2 separate regions of the Homo sapiens genome follow, and region 2 is linked to region 1. Evidence: chromatin loops called from intact Hi-C (ENCODE). Cell type or tissue: A673. All regions are shown on one strand.

Region 1 (8,000 bases):
CACCTCTACTAAAAATACAAAAAAATTAGCCAGGTGTGGTGGCGGGTGTCAGTAACCCCAGCTACTTGGGAGGCTGAGGCTGGAGAATCGCTTGAACCAGGGAGGTAGATGTTGCAGTGAGCCAAGATCGTGCCATTGCACTCCAGCCTGGGCAATGAGAGCGAAACTCCAGCAAGAAAGAAAGAAAGAAAGAAAGAAAGAAAGAAAGAAAGAAAGAAAGAAAGAAAGAAAGAAAGAAAGAAAGAAAGAAAGAAAGAAAGAAAGGAAGGAAGGAAGGAAGGAAGGAAGGAAGGAAGGAAGGAAGGAAGGAAGGAAGGAAGGAAGGAAGGAAGGAAGGAGGAAGGAGGAAGGAAGGAGAGAGAAAGGAAGGAAGAAAAAAGGAAGGAAGGAAGGAAGGAGAAAGAGACAGAGAGAAAAAGAATTCTGGAGTTTCTTCACCATTATATTTATTAACTTCCTATGTGATCTTGGACAAATCTTTCAAATTTGTTGGGTTTTAGATGATTTATGTCTAAACAAAGATGCTTAGACCAAATGATCTCAAAGAATTGTCATGGCCATAAGTATGATAAGCCCATATCTCTCTGAGCCCTTTTTCTCCTTCCCTAAGATCCTCCATTTGGGGTCTGACGCCCTCAACACCATCATCCCCTGTCCTAATGATGTCCTGCTATGTTTGACCTCCTAATCCTCCTCATGCATCAAAACTAGCTAAAGTCCTAACCCCTCTACAAAGCCTTTCCTGACAAAAACTTCTTTTTCATCTAAATTCCTATACTTACCTTGACTATATCGTTTAAACTCAACAGTAAGAAACATGAATTTGCAAAGAATTCTGACTTGTAAATATTACATAAAATATTTTAAAGGGCTAAGAAAGAACAACTTTTGGATATACAGTTAACCAATTACTTTAACTTCATTAAAAAATACTATGATACATCAAAGCTAGAAAAATCAGTGTGTGGCTCCTGATGCCCCTTCAGGAAAATGATACAGCCTGGCGGTTATGTACCTAGGCTTTGGACTCAAAAGATCTGTAGTAGATGTATTTTTCAAAGACATTCACAACAAAATTTCCTATCCTACACAGTTTTCTAGAATTCTGCCACTTGCCCTTAAGAGTTAGAGTCTAATTAACATCCCCTTCAATCTGAGCAGGTTTGGGATTTATTTATAACCCATAGAATGTTGTATAATTGGAGCTGCTGCATGATTTCATATATATATGAAATATATATGAAATATATATGAAATGTATATGTGAAATATATGTATGAAATATATATTTCATACATATATTTCATATGTGAAATACATATTTATTTTATATATATTATTTTATATATTATATATATTTTATATATATTATATATATTTCATATATATTTCATATGTACATATTTTATATATAAAATATCCCTAGCCAGAACAACCAATCAAGCCCTTCACAAAAAAAAAAAAAGAGAGAGATAATGAAATGACTGCTGCTCTCTTAAACCACTAAGGTTTGGGGTAGTTTGAATTGCAGCAATAGTCACTGAAACGAAACTTGAGTTTAGATTCTGGTTCTTTGACTTACTGTGTGTCCTCAGGTAAATTGCTTAATCTCTCTGAGCCTGCATTGTCTAAACTTTAAAATATGGTTGATTGTATCACCTACCCTGTTGGTTGCTGTTGCAGAACAAATGACAAATAACTATAAAACACTTAACACAAGGCAAGCACAGAGTAAAACCTCAATAAATATCAACTATTATTATTAATAATTGGTATTTTTTATGATTCTCTGATGTAGCCCTTAGGATATTTGAGAACCTATGTTTTCCTTGCTTTATTTGGCCAAAAACTTAAGTGACAACTGTAAGTTATACAGCTATGATCTCCTACTGAGCAATAGGCACATGTCTTTGGCAATTGCTGTTACTTCCTCACTGTACCTTTTCTTTTATTTTAAATACAAATAAAATTTTATTTGTATATCAAAGACTCTATGAAATGATAACATAATGTTAACAGAGTTGATGTCAAAACACCAATAGGTTTGAAGTTATAGATGATAAATCACTTTGTTTCATTCAACCTTCCCTCGATTACATTATAGAGCATCCCTGGTATGCTCCCAGTTGAATCTTAAGTATGATGTATCTCACTGTGTCTTTTCTACCCTGCTGCTGGGGAACTTATTTCCAAGGCATCGACCTCTGCAGCCACCTGCATAAAAGGGCCAAAATGGTTGTAATTTCTTTGAGGAAGCCTGTCCCTGGAGCTAAGGTGTAGCTGTTGTTCTCATCGGCCCAAGCCACGGCCAATGGTGTTCTTGCCTGTCCTCTCTCCTGGGGCCCTTTCCCCTGGAGCTGTCTACATAATGTGGAAATAAAAATCTTCAAAGGGAGCTATCCCACTTGGCATGGTATAGCTAAGCAAACAGGTTTCAGGGTACATTACAGGCTCCCCACCTTCTCAGAGACTATTTAAACCCTATCCCATTCCTGACTTGCTTGTAGACTAAGTCCTCCCCAGATCTACCCCAGAAAACTCCAATTCCAACTTCATCCTATAATAAAATATAGATGTAATAATGTTAAATGGGACTTGTCTCATTTCTGAGTTTGTCTGCTGGTCCAAGGCAGATATTAGCAGATAATAAGCATGCATCATGCTGTAAAGAGGGCTACCAGGGCATCCACTCAAGATAGGCCAAGACACCATGGGCCTGGTCTGATGACCCTGACCTCAAGGCTCACATCCAAGATACTGGAGAGGATGCTGAGGATTTTCCCCTGGAGGTTAGAGAATGGGGGTTTCTTGGGAGGAAAAGGGGAAAGGGATGCTGCTTCTCTCCACATGAAGGAGAGGGGGATAAATTCCCCATACCTTATACCATAGGCGGGGGAGCTGGATTTAAGAGAAAGAAAACACACATAGAGAGGGAGGTACTTGCCACTAGGAGAAATCGACATCTCCCGGGCAACTGGATGTCTGCTGGGATGCAGAAACCTTGAGCCTTGTGAAATAAGGAGTTCAGGGCCGGGCACGGTGGCTCACACCTGTAATCCCAGCACTTTAGAAGGGCAAGGTGGGCAGATCGCTTGAGGTCATGGGCTCAAGACCAGCCTGGCCAACATGGAGAAACCCCGTCTCTACTAAAAATACACAAATTAGCTGGGCATGGTGGTCAGTGCCTATAATCCCAGCTATTCGGGAGGCTGAGGTACGAGAATCCCTTGAACCCAGGAGGCAAAGATTGCAGTGATCTGAGATCATGCCACTGCACTCCAGCCTGGGTGACAGCAAGACTCCATCTCAAAAAAAAAAAAGAAAAAAAAAAGACAGAGAGAGAAAAGAAAGAGACAAGCACTAAGTCAACAATGACCTCCCAGCACAAAGGCTAGAGGAGTACTATCACACACAAAAGCTGAAACAGAGAGGATGCATCTGTATGGTGGGTGAGAAAGTTTGTAAAAGTCAAAGGTTCTAGGACCTGAGCCAGGAAAAAGCTTAGCCACAGGGAGGAGCTGATTTCTGCAGTGAGCAGTGCAGTGCTCCATCTAAACTAGTGTCGTTCATCTCAAAGGCTTAGTTGTGGGACTGAAGGAGAAGCTATAGAGAATCAGAATTAGAACTCAGTTCTCTAAACTGCAAATTTAACCCCACCCACAAATGTACTGGGTGTTACTACAGCAATAGCATGGAGGACAGGACATTGACTCTGAAGCTGGGGCTTCCTAGGCTCAAATCTTGGCTCTGCAACTAACACTGATCTAGGCAAACCACTGACATTGTCCAATTCTCTGTCTTCTCATCTTGGACTGAAAATAGCAATAAGACATGCCACGTAGAGTTATGGGACCAAATTAGTGAGATATGTACAACGGTGCCTGGCATGAAGTTATAATACTGCAATAAATGTTAGCTCTTGTTTCTGTTGTCATCCTGGGCTTCCACAAGGACAGATTATATCTTTTATTCATCCCGTGTTACTGTCTCATCCACAAGGAGGAGCTCAATACACACTGGTTGACAAAAGGATTATAACTTTAATGTAAAAGCTGAATAAAATTTCAATGAATAATGGGCAAAACTCGTTACCTTATTTAATATTAGGAAACTTCATTTTGGAGATGTCAGAAGATTCTTGATCATCCCTAACAATTCTTTTTTTTTTTTTTTTTTTTTTTGAGACAGGGTCTTGCTATGTCACCCAGACTGGAATGCAGTGGTGGGATCTCGGCTCACTACAACCTCTGCGTCCCGGGTTCAAGCAATTCTCCTGCCTCAGCCTCCCGAGTAGCTGGGATTACAGGCACCCGCCACCATGCCAGGCTAATTTTTGTATTTTTAGTAGAGACAGGGTTTCACCATGTTGGCCAGGCTGGTCTCGATCTCCTGACCTCGTGATCTGCCTGTCTTGGCCTCCCAAAGTGCTGAGATTACAGGCGTGAGCCACAACGCTTGGCCAATCATCCCTAACAATTTTACAAGATTTGAATCGTATCCTAACAAATCAGCAACCACTAAACAGATAAGCTCTCTGTTATCAACACCTTGAATTCAGTTAGACAGTCTGGGCTTCCCCTTTCTAAACTGTAGCTTAGATCTTCTGGGAAACCAGCTCAACACAAGTTGTATTTTTAACCATCTGATATATGTAGTACACAGGCTTTTTCATCTCCTTGCTAAGAAGAGAATGTGTATGTAGAAATAAAACATTTTTTTCTACACTGTAACCTGAAGCCACCTTAACTTGCTTATAGAACAATCTTATTAGAATTGTCAGTGGAGCTCTGTCATGGGCCAAGTTCAGTGCACTAACTCCACCCAGCTTATCTCACTCAGGCCATTGCTCTTCACTTTGCAATTCTACAACATAGTAGGTACTAAAAGCATCAAAACAGTTAAAGAATGAATTCTGTCATTCATTCAACTGATATTTATTGAAGATCTACCATGCTCCCGGAATTGTTGTTGCTGAGACAACACAAAAATATAAAACCCCTGCCCTCATGAAACTTACATTCTAGTAGGGAGATATTGCCAGTAAACAAGATAAATAAGTAAAGTGTATGTCAAGAGAGAAGTAAATGCTAATGAGAAAAGTAAAACAGCAAAGAGGGATTGAGAGTGTGTACTGAGGTTGCAATTTAGATAGAAGCTGAAGCTCAGAGTCTGATATCTCTAAGTGGGAATTACGAGCATGGCCAGGGTCCCAGATGGACCCCTGTGATTATGCAGGAATTCGGGTGGCATGGGAGCACATGAAGAAGTGGTGAGGGAGCCTAATGGAGATTATTTGAATGAGGAAAAAAGAAACATCCTGGAAAGAATTTATGCTCAAGTGCAGAGTCAGAGTCAGGATGTCCATGACCAAAGGACGTGGTTCAGGCTGGGAGATGAGGGGTGATTATGCAAGCAGCCCACCTGTCTGCTCAGGTCATGTTCCTCTCCCCACCACAGTCTGAATCTCAGAGAGAAAAGGCACCATGGAACAGTTCAAAGAACTTCTGCAACATCTGAACAAGACTGGGAGGTCAAGTCAGCCCTGATTAGAATGACAGAATGGGATTACAGCCAACAGATGGTGAGAGTCTTGCCACCCCAGCTTCTACAACCAGCCCAGAAATACCTGACAACATCAAATTCTCAAGCCCTATGGGCAGGAGCAGCAGCTCCAGGAACTCAGGGACATTTGGCCAGAAGCAGTTGTAGACATGGCAACATCAGGAGGGTCAGACCTTCATGAACCTGTCAGCTAAGTCATAGGCTTCACCATTGTTCTGTGAGCTCAGGACATGGGAGCAGATTTTACACTGAGTAAAGCACGAGGAGTTCAGGAAGAGTGGTGAATCTCAGAGAGGGTTTGGGGGAACCAGAAGAAGGAGGAGTGGGATTCAGAAGAACACACAGTTATCAGTGGGATCTAATCCAGACTATTAGTTTGTTGTCATCTGGAAGACACAGGCTATAAGGGTGATACAAACATTTAATTAACAAAAAGCAGAATTTACAAAAACAAATCTCTGGCTCGGATATAGAACCTGGAGTCTCTAAATACTGCATGTTCTCTTATAAATGGGAACTAAACAATGGGTCCACGTGAATGTAAAGATGGAAATAATAGACACTGGGGACTCCAGAAAGGTGGAAGGGTAAGGGGGCAATGATTGAAAAATTACCTATCAGGTACAATGTTCACTGTATGGGTCATGGGTACATTAGAAGCCCAATCCCCCAAAATTGGCAATATACTCTTTTAACCCCTGAATCTGAAATAAATTTTTAAGAGAAAAAACCTGGAAACCCTGCCAAATCCCAGTCTGGTAAATTCCCACCCAACAGTTTGCTTTTTTGTTTTGTTTTGTTTGTTTGTTTGTTTGTTTGTTTGTTCTGAGACAGAGTCTCGCTCTGTCATCCAAGCTGGAGTGCACTGGCGCTATCTCGGCTCACCGCAAGCCCCACCTCCCAGGTTCACGCCATTCTCCTGCCTCAGCCTCCTGAGTAGCTGGGACTACAGGCGCCCACCACCACCCCGGCTAATTTTTTGTATTTTTAGTAGATATGGGTTTCACCGTGTTAGCCAGAATCGTCTCAATCTCCTGACCTCATGATCTGCCCGCCTCAGCCTCCCAAAGTGCTGGGATTACAGGTGTGAGCCACCGCGCCCAGCCCCCCAACAGTCTTATTACCTCTTAACAAAGAGACTTTTTAACAATGATGGTCAAAGATTCTCCAAGACCGTGCTGGGGATTTCTTGGCATGGTCACGTCATGGTTATTGTGGATGACTATGACTCATGTCCAAATTACTGGACAATTCCATCACCCAGTTAAGCACCTAATGGTGCCTGTCACTGTGACACCTAAATTGTCAGAGATGCTGTCTACACATAACCAAAATAAACCATGAATAGGTATTTTATCCCCACCTTCAAAATGTTCTAGTTCTGCCAAACTGATTACTAGCATGTAAAATGCTCCTCTGTGATTTATTTCATGTAGTTTATAATGTACCTTTCCCGTTATAAATATGAGCATCTGGAAGCCCAAATGACTTTTCTAGAATGCAAATCTGACCAAGTCCCTATCTTAGGAAGAGAACCCTCACTCTTTGAAATTGGGTCTACTAAAAGGACCCTGCCTATAACAGTCTTCTCATGACACCGATTACCCTATTGTCATTACTACCCTAAAGCTGTCTTCTCTGCCAAAATATAAATCCTCGCCTTATAAAGACAAGGACTGAGGCTTTGTGTTATTCACTGTATATCTCTGTGACTTAACATGGTATCTGGGCCAGAATTGGTGCTCAATAAATGTTTGTTGAAGAAATTAATCTGCTGGGTAGGGTGGTGCACACCTGTAATCAGAGCTACTTGGGAGAATGAAGCAGGAGGATAGCTTGAGCCCAGTAGTTTAAGACCAGCCTTGACAAAATAGTGAGCTCTTGTCTCAAAAAATAAATGAAATTGAATAAGGGTGTCAATGAATTTTTAAAATGAGAATCTTTTAAAGTCATTTACTCTTGAGCAGTAAATCTATTGTTGGCTAGAGGTGTATGTTCCTTTTTGGGTCCTGTTGAGGCCAAGCTGGGTACCTCATTGATCTCTGCTTTCTCTGTTGACACAAAGAAGGAACAAGTGCCATCAGTGGATAGGATAAAAGGGGAAGTTTCCTCTACAAAACTAGGGTACCAGAGGAAGAAGACAGAGGTCAAGAGAGTGTGATGTGTAAAACTACATCAGTTTTCTGCATAAAGTGTTTCAAAACATGGAAGAAAATAATAAAAGTGGAGAAAAATTAGAAAATCACTCATGTGTATAGATGCTACTGGCCTGAGTTTATGACAAAATGCGGTGGAGAACTGAGAAAATAAAGACTCCTAAATATCCTCACTTGTGTTATTGAGTTAAACGGAAGTTGGAAAAGATTCAGAATAGCCAAGATAATATTGAAGAAGAGCAAAGTCAGAGGATGCCACAACCTGATTTCGAAACTTACTAT
Region 2 (8,000 bases), 150 kb after region 1:
ACAAAAAGCCTTAGGAAATGAAAGAAAGAATAAGGAGGTGTAAGCGTTTACCTTCTCCAGGCCATCGATGTCGTTGGGCAGAAGCACAAACATGCTTAGGTCGTTGTTTTTATATGGAATCCCTAGAATTTTGGCCTGCAAGTCCTCCAGGAAAGTGAAGCTAAAGGAATGGCTCTGTGTCATCATCTGTACAGATTTACTTGTGCTCTGCAACAAATTAACAGAGCACACAATATCAAAGGACATAAGACCAAAGGCATTAAGGCAACCAAGTTAGTTCATCAAAATAATTAGCTCAATCTAAAATAAAACCCAATATCAGAGTCTCAGAATGAGCATCCACTATCTACCAGTATGCATTTGCTCAAATATGACTTTAGATTTTTTTGGGGGGGTGGGGGATGGAGTCTCACTCTGTCACCAGGCTGGAGTGCAGTGGCATGATCTTGGCTCACTGCAACCTCTGCCTCCCGGGTTCAAGCAATTGTCCTGCCTCAGCCTCCCAAGTAGCTGGGACTACCGGCGTGCACCACCACACCCAGCTAATTTTTATGTTTTTAGTAGATACGGGGTTTCACCATGTTGGCAAGGATAGTCTCGATCCCTTGATCTCATGATCCACCCACCTTGGCCTCCCAAAGTGCTGGGATTACAGGTGTCAGCCACCACGCCCAGCCATGACTTTAGACTTTACATTCCATGTGTAAGCACATCACGAAAATAAACTAAGGGCCATACCTTATTCATCCAAAATTTCTCTTCCTTAGTATTTTCTTTCTTAAACTCCCTGTCCCATTGCCCTTTAAAATAAACCATGTTCACCAGCACCAGCTTGGTAGAGCTACTAATAGAGCCATCTGGGAACAAGTCCTTGATTTTTTCTGCAAATGAAGAAACAGAAAAAGGTTGACCCATCTTCCAAATGACAAATAATATGTATGACAAATATGATGCAGATGGACTTGACTGATCATTAAAAACCCAGCCAGGTCAGCACCTGAGGGCCTTGCTGACAAAGGGTTTGCTGGCAGAATCGACGGGGAGGTTCTCATTTTGCCCATCGCCTATTTATCCCAGTGGATAAATTAAGGTTCATGGTTAAGAGTCCAGACTCTGGGGTCAGATGCCTCTGTTAGCATCCAGTTTGCCTCTTATCAGCTGAGGAATCTTGGGCAAGTTATTTAAACTCTCTGTGCCTCAGTTTCCACATCTGTAAAATAGGAATAAAATCTGCCTCATAGGGTTGTTGAAAGGAACAAATGATTTAACACATGTAAAGCTATTAGAATACCATCTCACACATAATAAGCACTCTGTGTTAGCTATTATGCTTACCATTCAATATAGTTACCACCTGAGATTAAGGGATTACTTATTATATTGGAGAAGGAGTTGATATTTTTGTCTCTGAGTTCACCCCATCCCACAATAAATTCTAAAAAATACTGTTCAACTTTTTGAAAGATCCTATTTTTTCTGTTTCTTTTATTTCCTTTCTTCAGACCAAGCATGAGGGGAAAAAAAAAACACATTCTGAATAACAAAGTTCTCTCTGATAATTGGTATAAAAATGGAATCTGAAACTCTAACACTAAAGTATCAGCTATTGCTCCCCAAGGTGAATTTCCACATTAACATTTCTCTGTGGATTTCCCATACCAGGGGATGAGAAAGGAATAATGGGATAAGAAACTTGTCAAATCCTCTGCTGTGGGGAGAGCTGTAGGTTGTCGTTACCCCTGCACTATGCTTAAGTGAAGATGAAGACTAGGTGGCCCCAGCTGTGGATGGGAACGACAAGTCTTGATGGGAGAGCTGCGTGTTTCTCATTTAACACAGACAGAGAAAAACTCAGGAAGAAAGGCTCTGATATAAAGGAAAGAATGTAAACCCAAGACAGGCATCATCCTATTTTCAGGACCCCCAAGATATTGTGATCCATGGCTATGTGTAAACAGTTCTCCAGCAAGCGTTTCCGTGCATTTGGCTTCATGCAGTCCCCTCACTGGCTCCCCTTGGCCGCTCCACATTTGCTGAAATTGCTCCACCATCTGCAGTGCCTTCCCTACCTCCTAGGCCTGGGCTTGCCCTTCCAACCCTGCAAAACCTATCTCAAGTCCCTTCCCAAAGCTTGTGCACTGCATGGCACCCCACGCAGTGACAAGTCCAGGGCTTCATTCACAGCAGGTTGTCAAGAAGTGTTTTTTGTTTGTTTGTTTCTTTGTTTTTGTTTTTTTGCAATGAATGACCCACCCATACTCTACCATTTGTTTTGCTTTCAACCCAGGAATTAATCTTCTTTCGACTTTCATCGGCTGCATTTACAAAATCAACAGGTTCCAGAGATGCATGATAATATTTTTCAACATAATCTAAGTATTTCTTTAGGAGAAACAAGGAAGGAATAAAAAGAGGTTAAAAACTCAATTTATCAATTGCCAACATCTCTAAATAAATTTATGTATACATTAGGATGACTAATACAGTAAGAGAAATTTTAAGGCCCTGGGCATCTCACATTGAGTTCCTGCTGCACATTTTTATGCAGCTATTCTGGGGATGAGGCAAAAATCAGGTTCAGATTGCCAGGACTAAAAAGGAACTCCCTGCAGTTCTGAATATCTGTAGATCAGGATGGAAAAGCACCACAGGGATGTGGCCAGAGCCAGGCAGCACGACTTCAGGACCCATAGTCCTACCAGGGCCATTTGGCCATTCCAGAATACCACTCACAGATATGGTAGGCATGGCAAACTTACTTGAAGGAAGAGGTATGTTTTTTCTCCAAACAGCCTGTTGGTTATGTTCAGTTCATAATCATTAGTGAGTTTGCTTATTTCAGTCAAAAACTTTTGGAATTGTTGATGTACTGCTTCTGTGTTCTCAATCTTGAAAATTAAAACAAAATCTCAACAGGTTATCTTGGCAAAAGCAAGCCCAGATTCTCCCCTAAGAGGATGCGGCTGCTGGGTCTCTCCCTCCGTTTGTCAGCCTCAAGGGTGATCCCTGTGTTTGATGTGGCCCCTGGATATCAGGTAGCCTTTACCCAAGTCATATGATAATGTCAGTTATGACCAATCTCAGCTCCAGAGAGAAGCCTTCTCTGCCAGCCCAACACCACAGATCTTGCATTTATAACTCAAGTTGTGGGCTTTTTTGGTCTCAAATAAAAGTGCTCACTAAATGTTCAATAAGCTTGTTTTTAGCTCCCCACAAGATTCTAAGCATCTAAGGAAAGTAAGTGATTTCTCCGGACGATTCTTATCTATTGAAGTTTGGAAATTTTTCCAGATAGTGAATAAGAAGAGTGACTCCTAATGGTATGAGTCACTACACATTGGGCTGAAGTGAGATTTATCCTTGTCTCCAGGGGAAAAAAAAAATTTTCTGAATATTTTATGTAGGACCCATCAGTTTTCTGATTGAAGTTTTCATATTCTATGTTACCTTAACGACATATCTAGAATGTCATTATTTCAACATATAAATACAATAAATATTAATTACATATTAATATATAAGATACATATTTCAGCAAAAATAATACATGAAAATTAATATTTTGTATTCCTTTCTCATACTAAGTTCTTAAAATATAATATGCATTTTATACCTATAGCACATCTGGATTCAAACTAGATGTATTGCAAGTGTTCAATAGCCACTTGAGTAGCTACTATACTGGATAGCTTGGGACTGGATAAACTCTCACCCAGGCAAATTAGGAGGCTGGCATTAAAAAGGCCATTTTTGCATTGTTTGTAGAAGGAAGGAAGGAAGGAAAGAAAAAAGGAAGGAAGGAGGGAAGGAAGGAAGGAAGGAAGGAAAGAAAAAAGGAAGGAAGGAGGGAAGGAAGGAAGGAAGGAAGGCCGGCCCCATCAACAAAATAAATGAGGAAATAGCTATAAAAATGAATCAAATAGAGCTATAAGTATCCCCTTAAAATAGATGAATCTTATAAACATGATGCTAAGCCAAAAATAATCAAGTTCCAAAGAAGAATGACAAAAATATATGGCATGTAATGAAATAATAAATACGTGGGAATAATGAACACCTAATCCACAATAGTGGGACTTCCTCTCTGAGGAGAGGATGGGGGCGTGCTCAAGGAAGGTGTTATACATCAGCCTAAGGGGCATCAGCTGATTTGGTAATAGTTTATTTTGTACACTTAAAGGAGGGGTTAAAGTGTGTTTATTGCATTTTTCCTTATACCTTTTGTACATATGTCTTGAGATTTTATCAGCATTTTTTAAAAGCAAGATTCAAAATACTCTGAATTTACATAATAATCAAACGGGTACATGCCAAGCCAGTCTCTGGGCAAACTATTAAATGAGGAGATTGGAGTAGATGACCTCTAAGATGTATTCCAGTGCTAATATCCTTTCAGTCAGTAATTCTATTCTCTTCATACCCCTGTGGCTCCCAGGAAAATTCTGGGGAATGGGCAAAACTGCTAGACAGCATGTATGTGTAAGCTTTGCCTTACACAAAGCTGAAATTCAGTTTCCACCCCAGTCATCTAGCCCTTCACATAGGAGTAGGGCAGCTATCCAAAAGAATGAGCTGTTTTCTAATTTGCACAAAGGTTCTACATGGGCTATCATGGCTGAGAAAGAATGTGCTCTGAAGACAACTGCACTTCTCAGTTGAGGGAACATTGCAGTGGCCATATGACCCAACTTGGTTGCGCAAACCCTGAAAGGAAGCCTGACCCTCCACAGGAGCAACTGAGCCACCCACACGACCTAGCCTTTTGGGGTTGTGAAATGAGCAGCTCCTATTGCTGGGTGATCTGAGCCATGGTTTTATGAGGGTCTGGAATTGCACTATGACTACTGTCAGAGCAGCTGTGCCCTTCCTGAGAGTGCTAACGTCTGATCCTAGCCCCGACCTAATGGGCTTATTCCTTTCCCATATTTGAGTAGACTCTCCTTTGGATGGCGAATACAGGAACACTGGAGCTGGAAAAGACCTCAGGAAGTCATTGGGCCTGTAATAATTTTTTAAATACAACATCAGCACGGGGTTAAAAATATGAGTGGAGTTTAGCAATAATATCACCTACTGCTACTACCACCACCACCACTGGCTCAGTTGCCAGATGCCCCTACTGCGGACTTTACAGAGGCTGAAAGAAGATAAATAACTTGCCCAAAGTAGCATCGCTCTTAAGTGACTGAGCCAGGACTTGGACCTAAGTCTGTTTAACTCCAAAACCCATCCACTCTGCTATGGGAACTTTTCTGTCTATTAGCCTTTACCAGTTCTATCATAGCGGTATTGTCCATTACACCTAAGGTCTCTTCTCAATATTAAGGGGTTATTATTATTGTATAATCCTTACAACAATATTTGTCTATGGTGATTATTATTGCTTAATAGTAAAGCAACAATATTGCTTTCATGCCTTTCTCAGTCCTTTTCCCCAGAGACCCCACACCTAAAATGCAACTCTACTGAAGTTTGTAAAACACATCTCCCCACCTCTTTTCCTTCAGCCTTTATTCTTACCACCTCTTTTTCTTCAGCCTTTATTCTTGAGCTCTTCGTCTCTTTTTCAGAGTGAAACACCTGGAAGAGATAGAAAATATTACTGTGGTGCTCAGAGAAGAGAAAACCTCACACAGAATCAGTCAGGGGAGAGTGGACGCTTCTGAAAGAAACCTCGGTGGTATATGAGGTGACATTATCTCCTTGCAAAATCAGAAAAAGGTCTGCGTTTACCTCTGATTTTTCGTGTGTGTGTGTGTGTGTGTGTGTGTGTGTGTGTGTGTGATGGAGTTTTGCTCTTTTGGCCAGGTTGGAGTGAAGTGGCATGATCTTGGCTCACTGAAACCTCTGTTCCTGGATTCAAGCGATTCTTCTGCCTCAGCCTTCCGAGTAGCTGGGATTATAAGCACCTGCCACCACACCCAGCTAAGCTCATGCCTGTAATCCCAGCACTTTGGGAGGCCAAGGCGTGTGGATCACCTGAGGTCAGGAGTTCAAGACTAGCCTGGCCAACATGGTGAATCCCCTTCTTTACTAAAAATACCTCTAATTTTTTTCTAAGGAACTCGTATTGGCTTATGTGTTCCTGTGTTCATCTTGGATGTGTCATTTTTACCCTTGTGGGGATTATGTCACTTTTTCCATAAGTACTTGGACAAGGTTACGCAACCAGTCTCTACTCAAAAAAATTTCAAGCATCTGGGAGCAGGTGGCGAGATGGTATTTGGAAAAGGAAGAGGGCTTTCCTGATAGACCTGAAATTGCTCCTTGTCTTGAAAGTCTCTGTTTCCTGGTCCACAGGTCAAGAAGAGCGTATTTTTAAGATAATGCAAGAGGGCTGACAACCCCCCCGCCAAATGAATTTGTGCATAGGAAACAAGGAAGCCCCCTGACTGCGCCCAACCTCCTCCAACTGGGAAGCGGTGGCTCCTCGGGTCCCCAGGAGGACCATGCCAATTGCAGTCAAGATGCCCACAGGGGAAAAGAAGATGTTGCCATCATTTGTTTTCTTCAGCTCTTTGAAAAGATCAAACCCAAGTCGAGTGCTGACGGCGCCAAGTGAATCCATGATGATTTTAGCGAGACCTAGAATAGCAAGAACAACAATCAAAACTGAACATTTGAATTACTCTGTGTCAGGGGAATCCTTTCTGCTTCTATTCCTCTTCTTGCATCGATCCGGAATACAGGGATTTCCACCCTTTTGGTGAAAGGTCGCTGCTGCCTGCTTCTCACGTCCTCTCTTGGCCTTCTCTTGCTGGGAGACATCCATCAATCTACTGGAGTCTTCCGTCATCCGGTGGTGCTCAGTTCTTATTTCCCCGCGGAGCAGGGTTAATGTTTTAATGGCTTTATTCTCTTGCTCTCTGTCTGACCCTGCCTGTCTCTGCCTCTCCACAGCCTCCTCTTCATGGAAGCTTCCCCAGGTAGACCCAGCCCTTGTCCAGGCGACACCAGTTTGTCCAGATGTGGGGCCCATGATAAGGCAGGGGGGTAGGCACAAGAATCTCCACGGGCCTCAAGTTCAAACAGTGCTCTCAGATCCAACCTTAGCAATAATTAAGCCGAGACTTGAATCCTTATCTGATACTATTTCTCAATTGATTCAAAATTCAGCCCAGAGAGTGACAGGATTGATTAAATCTCTTAAACCCCTTTCCCTAACTGCATACAAACTTGACTCTGGGCTGAATTTTTCTGAAGCAGAAACCACATATCTCTGGTCATGAATTATTAGGTGGAGATGAAAGGGTTTTCTTTTTTATACTTTTCTGTATTGTTTTAGGCTTGTACATGAGCTTGCATTACTTTTGTCATTTCACAAAAATAGTTTTTAAAGAGCAATTAATATTTGCCAAAAATAAATAGGTAGAACTGTTTTTATGTTTGCTTCATTACCAACTACTTTAAAACTAGTAAGTAAAGGCTTTAGGAGGAATCCTAAAACAAGAATAAGATTAATGAAAAATAAAGTTTTTTAAAGCCCACATACTTTGGGGCCTTTTGCCCTCAAGGGCTCATCCCCGCTAAGGCATCCCACATCTGATATCAAAGCTTTCATTTCAACCTCAGGTTTCCTTGCAGAGATCCTTTACAGGTTAACTCAGAAATAAAATGGATTAATTTACTGTCAAAGAAGATACATTGTCATGGCCATGTTGGAACTGAATTAAATAAAACTACCTCCAGAAAGTCTATGCAAAATAAAAGTAATTCTTTCAAACAACAAACATCATTGTTCTCAAAATACAGAGGTCTTAAATTGGAGCCAAAATAAGAACTTACCTCGGGTTTTTGGAGAGACGGTGGTGGCTGGGCAACGAACTAGGAAGCATAAGTCAATTAAGTAGCTGGGATCCTTAATTTATAGTTCTCCACATCTGCTTCAGCAGTGGTTTTCCACCTTGCGTGCACCTTAAAATCTCCTTGGAACTTTAAAAAAAATCTATGCCCAAGCCCCACCCCAGACCAACTGAGTCAGCATCTCTCGAGTGGAAACC

What was found. A loop is a pair of places that touch in the nucleus more often than their neighbours do. Peaks named below come from ENCODE experiments on the same cell type or tissue, not always from the same donor. Only the 100,000 strongest peaks of a DNase experiment are listed, where the experiment ranks them.
Region 2: it touches region 1 in a loop (3-fold over the local background); 3 of 110 quality-filtered maps call a loop at or near these places.

What each region holds. Positions count from the first base shown.
Region 1 is chr18:63,737,950-63,745,949 of GRCh38, reverse strand. No RefSeq gene overlaps it. Among named protein-coding and RNA genes, the nearest start is that of SERPINB7, 33 kb to the left of the region's middle. In A673, a CTCF peak has its summit at 3,986 (motif pointing right); a DNase peak (open chromatin) is centred at 3,979; H3K27ac peaks cover 742 bases.
Region 2 is chr18:63,587,236-63,595,235 of GRCh38, reverse strand. SERPINB13 (serpin family B member 13) reads right to left here and starts at 7,893. Exons shown (of 8, transcript NM_012397.4): 1 at 7,786-7,893; 2 at 6,404-6,585; 3 at 5,521-5,580; 4 at 2,760-2,888; 5 at 2,265-2,382; 6 at 739-881; 7 at 52-207. The coding sequence starts at 6,568. RefSeq lists an enhancer at 5,408-6,607. In A673, no CTCF peak of the experiment used is centred here; DNase peaks (open chromatin) are centred at 3,325, 3,735, 4,055 and 4,465; H3K27ac peaks cover 4,841 bases.